Linked DNA regions of Homo sapiens: all the other regions are linked to region 3. Evidence: chromatin contacts called from ENCODE Hi-C or POLR2A ChIA-PET data. All regions are on one chromosome and are shown on one strand. The core of a region is the stretch at or near the end of the contact, and the rest is flanking DNA. Distances in the headings are between cores, read along the strand shown.

The links. A loop is a pair of places that touch in the nucleus more often than their neighbours do. ChIA-PET counts read pairs that join two places held with the same protein, here RNA polymerase II (POLR2A). Pooled maps may share reads with other maps.
Region 1: a loop to region 3 is called in a map of CD8-positive, alpha-beta T cell, with 18 times the contacts of the local background. The contact joins the promoter of RIC1 here to the enhancer-like site in region 3. A Hi-C loop is called at or near these places in 10 of 168 maps with a recorded cell type or tissue (B cell, CD4-positive, alpha-beta memory T cell, CD8-positive, alpha-beta T cell and 5 more), 7 of 37 single-sample maps with no recorded cell type and 23 of 50 pooled maps. POLR2A ChIA-PET finds 5 or more read pairs at or near these places in 2 of 52 experiments (HEK293 and activated CD4-positive, alpha-beta T cell).
Region 2: a loop to region 3 is called in a map of CD8-positive, alpha-beta T cell, with 11 times the contacts of the local background. The contact joins the promoter of CD274 here to the enhancer-like site in region 3. A Hi-C loop is called at or near these places in 2 of 168 maps with a recorded cell type or tissue (CD8-positive, alpha-beta T cell and naive thymus-derived CD4-positive, alpha-beta T cell), 3 of 37 single-sample maps with no recorded cell type and 8 of 50 pooled maps.

The regions. Positions count from the first base shown.
Region 1 is chr9:5,625,989-5,630,781 of GRCh38, reverse strand. It overlaps RIC1 (RIC1 partner of RAB6A GEF complex), which reads right to left and starts at 1,675. Exons shown (of 26, transcript NM_020829.4): 1 at 1,329-1,675. The coding sequence starts at 1,472. It overlaps INCR1 (interferon stimulated noncoding RNA 1), which reads left to right and starts at 1,055. Exons shown (of 3, transcript XR_007061406.1): 1 at 1,055-1,215. RefSeq lists enhancers at 855-1,355, 3,266-3,485 and a silencer at 1,376-1,915.
Region 2 is chr9:5,449,292-5,453,624 of GRCh38, reverse strand. It overlaps CD274 (CD274 molecule), which reads right to left and starts at 3,083. Exons shown (of 7, transcript NM_014143.4): 1 at 3,029-3,083. RefSeq lists enhancers at 2,807-2,966, 3,257-3,306.
Region 3 is chr9:6,679,292-6,683,576 of GRCh38, reverse strand. No RefSeq gene overlaps it. Among named protein-coding and RNA genes, the nearest start is that of LINC02851, 23 kb to the left of the region's middle. RefSeq lists enhancers at 1-110, 1,679-1,798, 1,869-2,158, 1,624-2,372, 2,279-2,658. Within about 2 kb of position 1,901, at least 41 of the 41 ENCODE cell types and tissues checked have a DNase peak (open chromatin) inside an H3K27ac peak, as active enhancers do; they include B cell, CD8-positive, alpha-beta T cell, OCI-LY7 and 2 more, where a contact is called at or near this core.

The DNA of each region.
Region 1 (4,793 bases), core at 426-2,925, 1.1 Mb after region 3:
ATATGTTTATATATATACACACACACATACATACATATATATTCAAAATACAATCAGGCACTAGACAAAATAGTCATATTGTTGGTATTACGATTTTATAAGTTTGTTTTGTTCTGATTTGCATTTGAAAATTAGATCAGCCAAAACTTGATGGCAAATAGTCTGATTTACAGCCCAACTATGACAGTCAAAGGAGACACCAGAATTACCCGTCACTAAATCCCATCACCAGTATTACCAGGGAAGTGGGTGAGGACTGTCAAGGGCATTACAGGTAATGGAACAGCAACACACAAAGATTTGGGGATTTTAACAAACTAAAACCAGTATTTCACGAACACCTAATAAGGACAAGATCACAACCTATCCCCACATGGTCAAATTAACTTGGAAAGGAGAAAAACTTCACTCTGACATCGATTGGTACTGCCTTCTTTGGGGAGGAAAAAAAGCATTTTTATACTCTGAACTCTGTCGTTCTCATAGACAAAGTTATAGCAGTGTTTGCAGAGAGTAGGGAGTATCCCATCCACCACTTATTTCTTTCTCATATCTACTCAGTAATTCAATACAAGAAAGAAAAAGATAACCAGGACTTAAAGCAAAAACAGAATTCAGTTCCATGCTCCTCCCAAGCCTTATTATTTCCAGGTGTTATAACTGGGAGTTCCGCGGACAGATTTGAGTTCTACTTCCGCTCCTTTAACCCCCTATTCCGAAGAGTCCAAGAGCAGCAGCAAAGAAAAAGACCAACTCGAAAGTGGGGAAGGGATGTTGGGGTTAAAGAGGGGAGTTAAATAACCAGACCTTTAGTGAAGAATAAAGAATTCAGGCTGTAGTTTGTAGAAATAAGTTATTACAGGCCTGTAAAGTCTGGCGCTGGGTAAAGCCCAAGAGGCTTTCCCTAACTCCAAAACGGCGACCTTTAAAGTAAGGGAGGGTTGGGGCACCACAGCGGCCGGATTTCTAATTGTGGAAAGTTTAAACAAATTTGTCCCTCGGGGAATGGGGGAAGGGAGAGAAGAACAAGTCTGGGCTCGGCCGGGGAGCGTGCGGAGTCTGCACGCCGCGGCCGTCGGTCCAACGCGGGGAGGCTCAGGGATTTTCGGCAGCAGCGACTTCATCCACCCCGGACCGCCGGCTGGAGGACGTGCCTGCAGCCGGCGGGTACCTGCGGCCAATTCGGTGGAACGAGGACGCGGACTGCGAAGGCAGGTGGGTCTGGCACGAAGGGGCAGGAGTCCTAGGCTCTGGGTGGAAGTTGGGGGTGGGACGGCGCCGGGAGGCCGGGGAGGCAGCGGCGAAAGGCGGCGGGCGGCTCTACTTACTCGGCTGTACCAGATGCTGAGGCGGGCCGCGGCCAGCACGGCGAAGAAAGCCCTCTGCGGGTCGGACTGAACGTGGAAAGGCGCCTCGGCCGGGCTCCCCAGAGGGCACAGCAGCCTCTTGGGCCAGCCGCTCAGAAAATACATGGTCCGTGCGGAGCCCCCGGCGCCCCCAGTTGCGTCCGTCACACTCAGCGGCCCCGGGCTGGTCGCCCACCTCCCACACCGCCACCGGCCGAGTCGGCGGCGGCGGCGGCGGCAGCTCGGGGCATCTGCCCGCTGGCCTGGCCGGGCCGGGCCGACGCAAGGCTGCGCGACGAAGGCACCCCCAAGCTGACGGGGCCGAGTGTGGGGGAGGGAAGGGGAGGGAGAGTAGGGACACAGAGAGGGCGGGAGGAGCGCGGAGGCCCGCCCCGACCCCGCCCCTTCCTCAGGCCGCGCGGGCGTCACCACGCCGCGCCGCGTGGGTCGGGCCGGGGAGGGCCCGCGCGCGCGCTCTGGAGACTCCTGCGGTCTCCCTAGCTGTTTCTTGAAGCTCTGCATAAGCCTCGCCCGCGGCCGCCGGGTTGCGTCCGCACTTCTGCGCGCTGGCCCCTCCCTTGCTCCTCTCCCTAGCAGTCTCCAGGGTTTTACCGGGAGGACCTAGGCAACGGCCTGAGACTCCGAGGCAAGTGGGGCGAGTCTAGGGATAACGCAGCAGCAAGGCTACTGGGCCGGTGGAACACGCCCTGGCCTGGCCAAATTGGACCTCCCTTCCGGATTGGCGGGGTCTCGGTGGGGGCGGGCCGGTTGCCGGGGGGAGCTGGAGTCACGTGACGGCCGGCGCGGTTTCCCACTTTGGGCTGCCGGCCGCTGTGGCTGTGGTGGGCGGTAGGGGCTTTTACCGTGTGAGCTCCTTTAATGCCGGGGTCTGCAGTGAGAGCTGGTGATGAAGCTCCTGCCGGTGTGGAGCTTACATCCCTAAGGGAGCGTTTATTTAATCAGTAAATAAACCACTCACCATGAAAGTATTGAGTTCTGTCTCCTGCCTTTCAGGAGTTCTAAATCTATGTCTTTGAAATCCATTTCCATTCGTCTCAGCCTTACCAGCCATAACTTTAGATGAGAGGAGGCTATCTCTTTCGTGCTGCAAAAGGCTTGGACTTAGTTTTAGAACTGGAAGGGACTGGTGATAGCGTAGGTCCATATTTAGCTTTTGGACCCCAGGTATCACCTTAGCTGTAACTTTCAACGGATTGACCCAGTGGTAACGTCTGAATAGAAGGAGGGTTGAGGGGATATGGTGTGGAATGGGGGAAGGAGGAGTCTGAAATAGAAGAAAGATTTGCTTCTCATTGTCTACCTTTTTTAGTACAGTTTGAATTTTTCCATATGTTTGTATTACTTTTTCAATTAAAAAGCCAGGTTTAAAAAATGACCCCACATTAAAAAGTAGCAACGTAGGCGGGGTGCTGGGGCTCACGCCTGTAATCCCAGCATTTTGGGAGGCCGAGGCGGGCAGATCACTTTAGGTAAGCAGTTCGAGACCAGCCTGGCCAACATCGTGAAACCCCCGTCTTACTGAAAATACAAAAATTAGCTGGGCGTGGTGGCAGGTGCCTGTAATCCCAGTTCCTCAGGAGGCTAAGGCAGGAGAATCGCTTGAACCTGGGAGGCGGAAGTTGCAGCAAACCAAGATCCCTCCACTGCACTCCAGCCTGGGCAACAGAGTGAGACTGTCTCAAAAAAAAAAAAAAAAGTAGCAACATAAACAGAAAAAAGGAAACAAAGAAACTTAATTCATATTAGATATAGCATTGTAGCTGGTATTCATAACCAAATATGTAACTTTCTGTAATTTTTCTAAACATTCACTGCATTCCCTGGAAGGTGATGATAGAATCCTGTATTCCTCAAATGGAGGTTGAAACTGCCTCACCACTCACCAGCCTGTTGCGATCAGATTGTCTCCTTGGCGTCTACCCTCCCCCAGTCCAACACAGCAGCCTGGAACATAGTAAGCATAGTAAGCTGGCAGTATTTGTCAGACAAACCGTGGAGGAAACCCTGATCCAGCTGAGCTACACCATTAGACAAAGAGGCCCAGAGAGGTTTCTTAACTTGCCAATTTCAAATTGTAGAATAACAAAGTTGCATCATACTTTCATCTTAGATTCAGTTATGCACTTGGCAGAAAGAGGAAATGAAAATGTTCTAGTGCAGCAATTTTGCTGGCAGTGTTACTGAATGTTTGTCCCAGCTGTCTCTCAGAGAGTCTTTGTTCTCATGTGTCTCAAGTTTGTCATACTGTGCTCATGGGCAATTTAAGGAACTTCTAAGCAATTTTTATTGCACTCAATTTTAACCTTACTTGCTGACTTTAGAAGCTTATTCCTCTGCCACACTCCTGTGTAGCACTTAAGATTCACAAAATAATTCCAAATGCTTGTCTTGATTTAATTCATAGTAAACATTCAAGGTGAGTGACATTGGTGTGATGTTGTTATTCTCACTTTCTCAAGTGAGGAAACAGGACAGGTGTGGTAGATGTGCCTGAATTCACATGGCCTGAAAAGAACTGATGTTCTTTCTACAGATCCAGTGTGATTTCTTTCTTTTTTTTTTTTTTTGAGGTGGAGTTTCGCTCTTGTTGCCCAGGCTGGCGTGCAATGGTGCCATCTCAGCTCACTGCAGCCTCCACCTCCTGGGTTCAAGCAATTCTCCTGCCTCAGCCTCTGGAGTAGTTGGGATTACAGGCATGCACCAACATGCCTGGCTAATTTTGTATTTTTAGTAGAGACGAGGTTTCTCCATGTTGGTCAGGCTGATCTGGAACTCCCGACCTCAGGTGATCCGCTCACCTCGGCCTCCCAAAGTGCTGGGATTACAGGCGTGAGCCACCGCACCCAGCCTCCTGTGTGATTTTTTTAAAAATTTAAGGTTTGGCTGGGCGCGGTGGCTCATGCCTGTAATCCCAAAACTTTGGGAAGCCAAGGCAGGCGGATCATGAGGTCGGGAGTTTGAGACCAGCCTGGCCAATATGGTGAAACCCTGTCTTTCTGCTAAAAAAAAAAAAATACAAAAATTAGCCAGGCATGGTGATATGCACCTGTCATCCCAGCTACTCTGGAGGATAAGGCAGGAGAATTGCTTGAACCTGGGAGGCAGAGGTTGCGGTGAGCCGAGATCGCTCCACTGCACTCCAGGCTGGGTAACAGAGTGAGACTTTGTCTCAAAAAAAAAAAAAAAAATTAAGGCTTATGGCATCCCTGCATCAAGTAAGTCTATTGTTGCTGTTTTTCCAACAGCATATGCTCTTTAGGCTGAACTAAATTGTGGTAATTGCTCTGGACAGTGAGAGGGAGTGGGGGAAACCTCTAGGTCTTTCTCCCTGGCGGGGAGAAAAGGAAATATCTGACTCTCCAAAACCCTATACTTGAGAGTTCCCCTATTGTGACAAAAATGTTATTGGCTGGATTTTTCAACATC
Region 2 (4,333 bases), core at 1,834-4,333, 1.2 Mb after region 3:
TACTGCATGGTATTCATAAGCATCTTATTTAACAGTTCCATAATATTTAATCCCTCTATTGTTAGGTATCAGATTGTTGCCAATTTTTTAAAATATCATAAGTATTTGTGTGTTCAGCAAATATTCGTTGAGTGCCTACTGTGTGCCAGGGCCCCAGGCTAGGCCCTGAGGATAGATTTTCCCAAATAGTGTTGCTGATCAAAGAAAAAGAACATTTTTCTGGTTCTCAACACATGTTGATAATTGGTACTGTTACACTGTATTTTCACCCATTGTTTAAAAAATATTATTTTTTTGCTAATTTGAAAGATCTGATCATTTTTTGGTCTGTTTATGTCACTGGTTTCTTATCAACCTGTATGAGTCCTTCATGTTAAAAGATAAAAAGGTTAAGTGAAATAACATGAGTCATCATCCTCTTGCCAGTGTTAGGTACCTATTTTTTTATTTCTTTCCTTTCCGTCTATCCTGTAGATGTGGAATAGCGATGGCATTCAGGCCTGTGAGGTCACATTTGCTAAAATGGGGCTGCAGCATCTATCAGACTATCTTTTCCTTGGGCCAGAGTTAACTGTACAGTTATAAAATATTACTTATAAAATATAAATATTACTTATAAAATATTTTATAACTGTACAGTTATAAAATATTAATGTGATATTTTATGATTATTGTATTATAAACACAAATTCACTTACTAGGCAGAAGAAAACTTAAAATACCCCTAATGCCAAGCAAAGCATTATAACCATATGGGAATAAAACAAAGGGACATTAAATCTAGTCATGGATTACAACTAATTTTGCCAATGTTTATGGCCTACTCTGGTGGAGTTCTTGTCCTTTAATGAATTTGGTTGAAATTTTTAGGAGTAATAAAGGCTTCCTGGAGGGTGATGGATTAGATCCAATATTTACTTAATTTCTTATCAAACCCTCTCTTCCACAGCTCCATTTCCTTGGGGTGCAGCTGTCATTAGTGAGGGACGAAAAGGCAGAATACAAAGATCATGTAAATACACACATGTTCTTTAACCTCTAAACCTCATATCAGGGCAGTTGGTCTAAGAGAAGAAGACTGACATCTTCTTCAGGTAAGAATTATGACCATATGTGAATTCCCATATCCGAATGGAGACATTTAAAGAGCAATGAAATGTAAACTGGGGAAGAAGTGATGGCTCATTCAGGTTGGGGAAGTGGGTTTGTCCCTGGGGGAAGCCCAGTATAACACTATGGAACTAATACTACTTCTCTATCTTCCAAGGGTAGGATGGGTAGGAGGATGAGATAGAGAAAAAGTTAAGCAGCCAGGAGCAGTGGCTCATGCCTGTAATCCCAGCACTTTGGGAGGCCGAGGCAGGCGGATCACCTGAGGTCAGGAGTTCGAGATCAGCCTGGCCAATATGGTGAAACCCCATTTCTACTAAAAATACAAAAATTAGCTGGGCGTGGTGGCAGGTGCCTGTAGTCCCAGCTACTCGGGAGGCTGAGGCAGGAGAATCACTTGAACCCGGGAGGCAGTGAGCTGAGATTGCACCACTGCACTCCAGCATGGGCAACAGAGTGAGACTCTGTCTCAAAAAAAAAAAAAAAAAGACAAAAAAAACCGGTTAAACTTCCTTTCTCAAAAGTAGGAGCAAGAGGCCTGCATGGTGGCTCCCGCCAGTAATCCCAGGACTTCTGGAGCCTGAGGAGGGAGGATCGCCTGAGGCTAGGAGTTCGAGAACAGCCTGGGCAACATAACAAGAGCCCCATCTCTACAAAAACAAAAAAAAAATTCTTAAGTAGGATCAAAGATTAAGACAGTTGATTTATTAAACCTCTACTAAGTGACCAAACTTTATTAAACTCCATGAAACCCCATGCCCAACCTCCTTCTCAGTCACACTGAGACACTCTTGTACATTTTCCACATGGGGTTTCAATTCCCCACAGTATTTCTGTGACTTCCTTGAAGACCACACTCTAACTGCTGTCATGTGGCCTCTGCCTACCTACTTTTACTGAGAAAGGCTAAGTTTTTCTTCAGAGTATCATAGTTCTCCTTAAATACTGTTGACGACTGTCATTGTCAACTGATACATCCTTTCTGGAAAGCATTTTCAGTTTTCTTCAAAAGGCCTTTAAAATATTCAGGCTCTTTGACTAAGTAGTTACACTTCTAAGTTTACTTGAAGGAAACAATCAGCAATATTCCAGAGATATATATGCAATGAGTTCAGTGAATGGCTAAGACAGAACCACTGTAAATAACCTTTATACCCAACAGTGAGGAATTAATTTCATTTAGTTACCCAATCTAATCGAATGCAGCAATGAAAACATTTTTTAGAAGGTTATTTAATTCATAGAAAAGCATCCACAGTAAATTTTTTTCAAGTATTAAAAAAAGAGGTAGAACAATGGTACTTTTACTCCTTGTGTTATAAGACAAACCCAGACTGAACTTTGACATAGGCCAAGGTCAATGTGTCTAAGAAATGTTTTATTATACTATTTTTATTCTTAGGCTCCTCCATTCCTCTTTTAGGACTCCTTTGGGTTCTCAGAATGGACAGAGCAAATAAATTCCGTTCAGGGATCCTGGACCTGCTTAGCGCAGGAAGAGACTTACTTAGATGCTGCAGCTGGGATAACTTACACAAGTCATGTTACTAGCAAGCAGCTGGCGGTGGACTTGGACCCGTGTCCAGACCTCCAGCCTAGCATCAGAGCTATATTCTGAACACACAGTCGCATAAGAATGACTACCTATCCTATACTACCTATCTTATTTATTTTTAGAGGTATAAATTATTTTTAGAGCAAAACTGAATCGCGCCTGGAGGAAGGCCAGATGCATTGCCTGTTCTTATTAACCCCAACAGGTAATTGGCTCTACTGCCCCCTAGACCATCGCGTTCCCTTTCCCTTCTCCTCTCTCCATCCCAAAGAAAGGGTGTAGAGACCCTCCGTCCTAAAGTGCCCAGCGAGCTAGCCAGAGATACTGGGCCGTGGGCACCCGCGGAGGAACAACGCTCCCTACCTGCAGGCGGACAGAAGCGCGGCTGGTGCGGAGCCTCGGGAAGCTGCGCAGAACTGGGGCCGCGCGGGACGCGCCAGCTGCTCAGCGTTGCGCCAGGCCCGGAGGCGGGGTCCCGCCCACCTCTGCCCAAGGCAGCAAATCCAGTTTGCCGGGCGTTGGACTTTCCTGACCTTCGGTGAAATCGGCGGAAGCTTTCAGTTTAGGTATCTAGTGTTGGTGTCCTAGGAATAAAGCTGTGTATAGAAATGAAACAGAAAGTGAAACATGTCAGTCCAGTTTTCTTGTAAATGAGATTTTCACCGGGAAGAGTTTCGAAGATTAAAGCAAATCCACATTTAGTATGTTATTAATAAAAAAAGAAATTTACAACAAGCCAACATCTGAACGCACCTTGATTTTACCTTCAGAGGGGTAAGAGCTTAAGGTTACCCCTTAACCTTTATCAGAAAGGCGTCCCCCTTTCTGATAAAAGCCTCTTCAAGGTGACTGAACATCTTGACATAACTTGATATAACTCTACAACATATAAAAAGTCAGCAGCAGACCCATATGGCTTTGGTTTTTATTCTAGAAAGTAGGTGTGTGTGTGTGTGTATGGGTGTATAATAGGAAATATATTTTTAAATCGTGGATTCTGTGACTTCCTCAAAGTTCCTCGACATAATGAAACTTCATTTGCTTTGTCATTAAAAGAACTTCCCATCCCGAGCTACATCTTTTAAGAATGCTCAGGGTCCCTGATATTCTGCCACCCTAAGGATTAAGGCTGCGGAAGCCTATTCTAGGTGAGGGTTAAGAAAGCCCTTTTGAAAGCTTTGGGTTAGTGAATGGGCCCAAGATGACAGACGATGGTGTCATAATTTACTTAAGTATTATCCCGCGCTGAACTTCTAGGTGCTCTCTTTTCTCGAACTCCTTGACCTCAAGTGATCCGCCAAAGTGCTGATATTACAGGCTTGAGCCACCGTGCCTGTGTGCTCCCTTTTCTTTTTTTTCTCTTTTTCTAAATTGAGAAATTGGACTCTTCGTTGTTTGCCTTTCCTTCTTATTCATTTCAACTGCAGTTCAAAATACTGCATAATGAATGAATATTGAGATAGCCCTTGCATTGGTTATGACATTTGCTTCCAAAATAAGAATTTTCACATTCTGATTGTATCACAGATTTTTATTTTTATCTGGGAAATTATTGAGGCTGACACTGCCTTGATTTGGCAGGAGCATGGAGTTCTCTTTGGCCCCAATAAAATTGCAATAGGGTTTGGGCCCAGCTCAGATGTTCCTTCTTTCAAATCACTTTTGAGG
Region 3 (4,285 bases), core at 652-3,151:
AGGGTTTTCAAGAGAGATAAGAGGATGACCTTCCTAGGCTTTATGGCCTGCTTCAGAGACGGGTGAGGGAGATGTGACAGTGGCCTTCCAGTATATGCTGTTTTCTCAACTTCCAAGGTGCTATGTTTGGGGGTTGGGTTTCCTATGCCATATCAGTGCTTACAGTATGACAAGCAGCATGATGAGTGCTTTACAAAGCCTGCACTACATGTCAGGTAGTTTTTACTCATTTGTAAAATGAGCAATCTTCATTTTAGAAAGACTGACCAAAGGCCCAGTCATACAGATAGACGGTAGAATCCGGAATTGAAACTAGCTTCCTAAGCTACAATGGAGTGAAGCAAAAAAAGGAACTAAAACTAGGTCTAGGCTGGTAGGCTGGGTGCAGTGGCTCACGCCTGTAATCCCAACAATTTGGGAGGCCGAGGCAGGTGGATCACGAGGTCAGGAGATCGAGACCATCCTGGCTAACACGGTGAAACCCCGTCTCTACTAAAAATACAAAAAATTAGCCGGGCTTGGTGGCGGGCGCCTGTAGTCCTAGCTACTTGGGAGGCTGAGGCAGGAGAATCACTTGAACCCGGGAGGCGGAGCTTGCAGTGAGCCGAGATCGCGCCACTGCACTCCAGCCTGGGCAACAGAGCGAGACTCCGTCTCAAAAAAAAAAAAAAAAAGATTTTGAAGCATATGTTTCAACAGAGCAGATGGAGAAAGTTACGTCAAACGTCTTGAGAGGAGGACATGGAATGCCAAACACAAGGATCTAAAAACGGTAGTGGTGCTTTAATCCCACTGCCTTGGGACAGTGACGGAAATCAGGGACAAGAAGAAATACATTTCTTGAATTGGGCAGCTGAAAACCTAAAAAAATCGCTATCAAGTCCATTTATTTGTGTGTGTACATTTATTTATTTGTATTATTATTATTATTTGAGATGGAGTTTCGCTCTTGTTGCCCAGGCTGGAGTGCAGTGGCTCATCTCGACTCACTGTAAGCTCCGTCTCCCGGGTTCAAGCGATTCTCCTGCCTCAGCCTCCTGAATAGCTGGGATTACAGGCACGCACCACCACGCCCAACTAATTTTGTATTTTTAGTAGAGATGGGGTTTCTCCATGTTGGTCAGGCTGGTCTCGAACTCCCAATCTCAGGCGATCCGCCCACCTTGGCCTCCGAAAGTGCTCGGTTTACAGGCATGAGCCACTGCGCCCTGCCTGCATTATTATTTTTTAATGAGACGGGGGTCTCACTATGTTGCCCAGGCTGGTCAGTAACTCCTGAGCTCAAGCAATCCTCCTGCCTCGGCCTCCCAAAGTGCCATTTATATTTTATATACTCTAAAGGACCATGGGGCAGATACAGCACAGGCGGAAAGTCAGCTTTGAGTTAAGCCTGTTGGAGATGTAACAATACCAGGCAGAAACCCAGAAAGATGGGGCGTAGGGCTGGGTGCAGTGGCTCCCGCCTGTAAGCCCAGCACTTTGGAAGGCCAAGGCAGGCGGATCACTTGAGACCAGGAGTTGAGACCAGCCTGGGCAACATGGCGAAACCCCGTCTCTACCAAAAATATAAAATTAGCAGGGCGCTCACCTGGAGTCCCAGCTACTCAGGAGGCTGAAGTGGGAGGATCGCTTGAGCCCGGGAGGCGGAGCTTACGGTGGGCCGAGATCGCGCCGCTGCACTCCAGCCTGGGTGATAGAATGAGCCCCTGTCTCAAAGAAAAAAAGAAGGAAAAAAAAAAAAAAGAAATGGAAGCAGTGTAGGACCGAAGACGTCTGGGACGGAAGCTCACCCCCAGGAAGGCCTAGGGAGAGAGGCACCGGCGACGTGTCTGCACCACGCGTCACCGGCACGCGCGGTCCACACTCCAGCGCCGGGTCTCGCGAGAGCCCCAAGCGCGGAACCGAATCTGCAGGCGCGCCACTCTTTGCCTGCGGCACCCTTCCTCCAGTTCTCAGGGTGATGGTCGCGATAGTTGCACCAGCACATGAGGGCGAAAACCTCTTGTGCTGCCTCCCCGTGACTGCCAGTTCCCGGACCACGTTCTCCCCAAGAGCCCAAGAAGGGCAGACAGCCAGGCGCGCTTGGCTGGTCTCGGGAGGAGGAAGTGGCGGAAGTGGGATTTGGGAAACAATCCTGGAGTCGGTGTGCTACGCATGCGCCGAGGGAAGCGGCCAGGCGGGTGGAGGCGGTGACCGCGCGGAGGCACCGGCGGCCCAGAGGCTTATAGTCTCGCGCGCACAGCAGCGCGCTACGCGGCCATCACAGCACAGCCGATCCAGAGTCCAGTCACGTGACCCGCTCGTGGCAGTCCGTGTGGGGCACTGTAGTAGCATTTAGTGAGTCAGGCGAACCTAGCGGGCTGCCGCCCCAGATCAGTTTCTCCGTCAGATTCCATTTCTCCAGCGGCACCTGAACCGGCGCGGTCCTCTGCGTCTTCTTGCTCCCTGGGGATGGGGCCCGGAGCCCCCTTCTTCATAGAAGGGAAAGAGATTTGAGCAGGTGGAAGGAACAGGTGCCCAGGACGCTGTCCCGACGCCCACACGATGCGCTGAGACCTGAGCTTACCCTCGCGTGTCCCATCGTGCGGTGGTTCTGTCGCGGCCCTATGGGGAGGGACTCTGTCAGACGGGGACGTCACGAGGCGGCCTTGCCGGGCAGGGTATTGGGGGTACCGGCTCCATAGTTTAACTCCGCCTAGTAGTGACCGCGTCTTTTTGCGGTTTTCCTCAGTCCTGTGGCCGGAGACCTCTGCAGTCTCCCTCCCGCAATGGAGACGTCCTAGGAGGTCTTCTGTTTCCATGTTTAGGGAAATGGGAAACCTACATAGTTTAGTAACAAATTGAAAGAGTAGTCCAAAGTCTTCCAACAAAGAAGACTGCAAGCCACCATGGCTTCCCTGGCAAATTGAACGATATATAAGAGGAAAACATAATTCCAGTCTTTAATAGTTCCAGAATAAAAGGGGGAAGGAAGATGAAAGCGGGTAACACTTTTAAACTTTTTAATGGCCTAGCATAACCCTGATAGGAAAACCTGACGAGAACAGCGAATGGAAGGAAAAGTGTATGCAAGTTTTGCTCATGAGTCTAGACGGGAAACTCTGTAAGCAAAATATTAGCAAAATCTAGTATTATGTGAAAGGAATAATACCATAGCCAAGTTATGTGGTTTTTTGTTTTGTTCTGTTTTGTGGGGGTTTTTTTTTGAGACGTTTTGTTCTTTTTTTTTTTTTTTTTTGAAACCTCCACCTCCTGGATTCAAGTGATTCTCCTGCCTCAGCCTCCCGAGTAGCTGGGATTACAGGCGTGCGTCACCACGCCCGGCTAATTTTTTTTGTATTTTTAGTAGAGACGGTGGGGGGGTTTCACCGTATTGGCCAGGCTGGTCTGAAACTCCTGACCTCAAGTGATCCACCCGCCTGCCAAAGTGGTGGGATTACAGGCGTGAGCCACCTCGTCCAGCCAAATTAGGTTGTTTTAACATGAGAAGACAAATTACTGTAATTGAAGATACTAACTAATTAATGGAGAAAATATCATCTTAATAAATGTAGAATAATTTATTAAATTTAACACTTATTCATGATAAACACTCATGGAAAACCAGGAATAGAAGAGAAATTAATCTTATAGAGGGTATCTGCAAAACACCATACACCAAACATCCTACTTAATGGTAAAGCGTTGAAAGCGTTTAAGAACTTGGGGCCTTTAACTCTACAGAGTTTCCCAGAGTTGTGACTTTGATGATTCCATATACATAGACCATTTCAACATGTTTCTCTGTCCTATTTCCTGCTAATTGGTATGTTGGATTATTTTATTCCTTGGAACATAGTAATCATAATTATTTTGTAATCTGTATTATGATAATTCCAGTGTCTGAATTTTTTTCAAGGTTTTTTTTTTTTTTTTTTTTTTTGAGACAGAATCTCACTCTGTCACCCAGGCTAGAGTGCAGTGGTTTGATCTCAGCTCACTGCAACCTCCCTCTCCAAGGTTCAAGCGATTTTCGTGCCTCAGCCTCCTGAGTAACTGGGACTATAGGTGTGTGCCACCATTCCTGGCTAATTTTTTGTTGTTGTTGTTGAGACGGAGTTTTGCTCTGTTGCCCAGGCTGGAGTGCTGGAGTGCAATGGCATGATCTCGGCTAACTGCAACCTCTGCCTCCTGGGTTCAAGTGATTCTCCTGCCTCTGCCTCTCAAGTAGCTGGGATTACAGGCGCCTGCCACCACACCTGGCTAATTTTTGTATATTTAGTAGAGGTCAGGTTTCACCATGTTG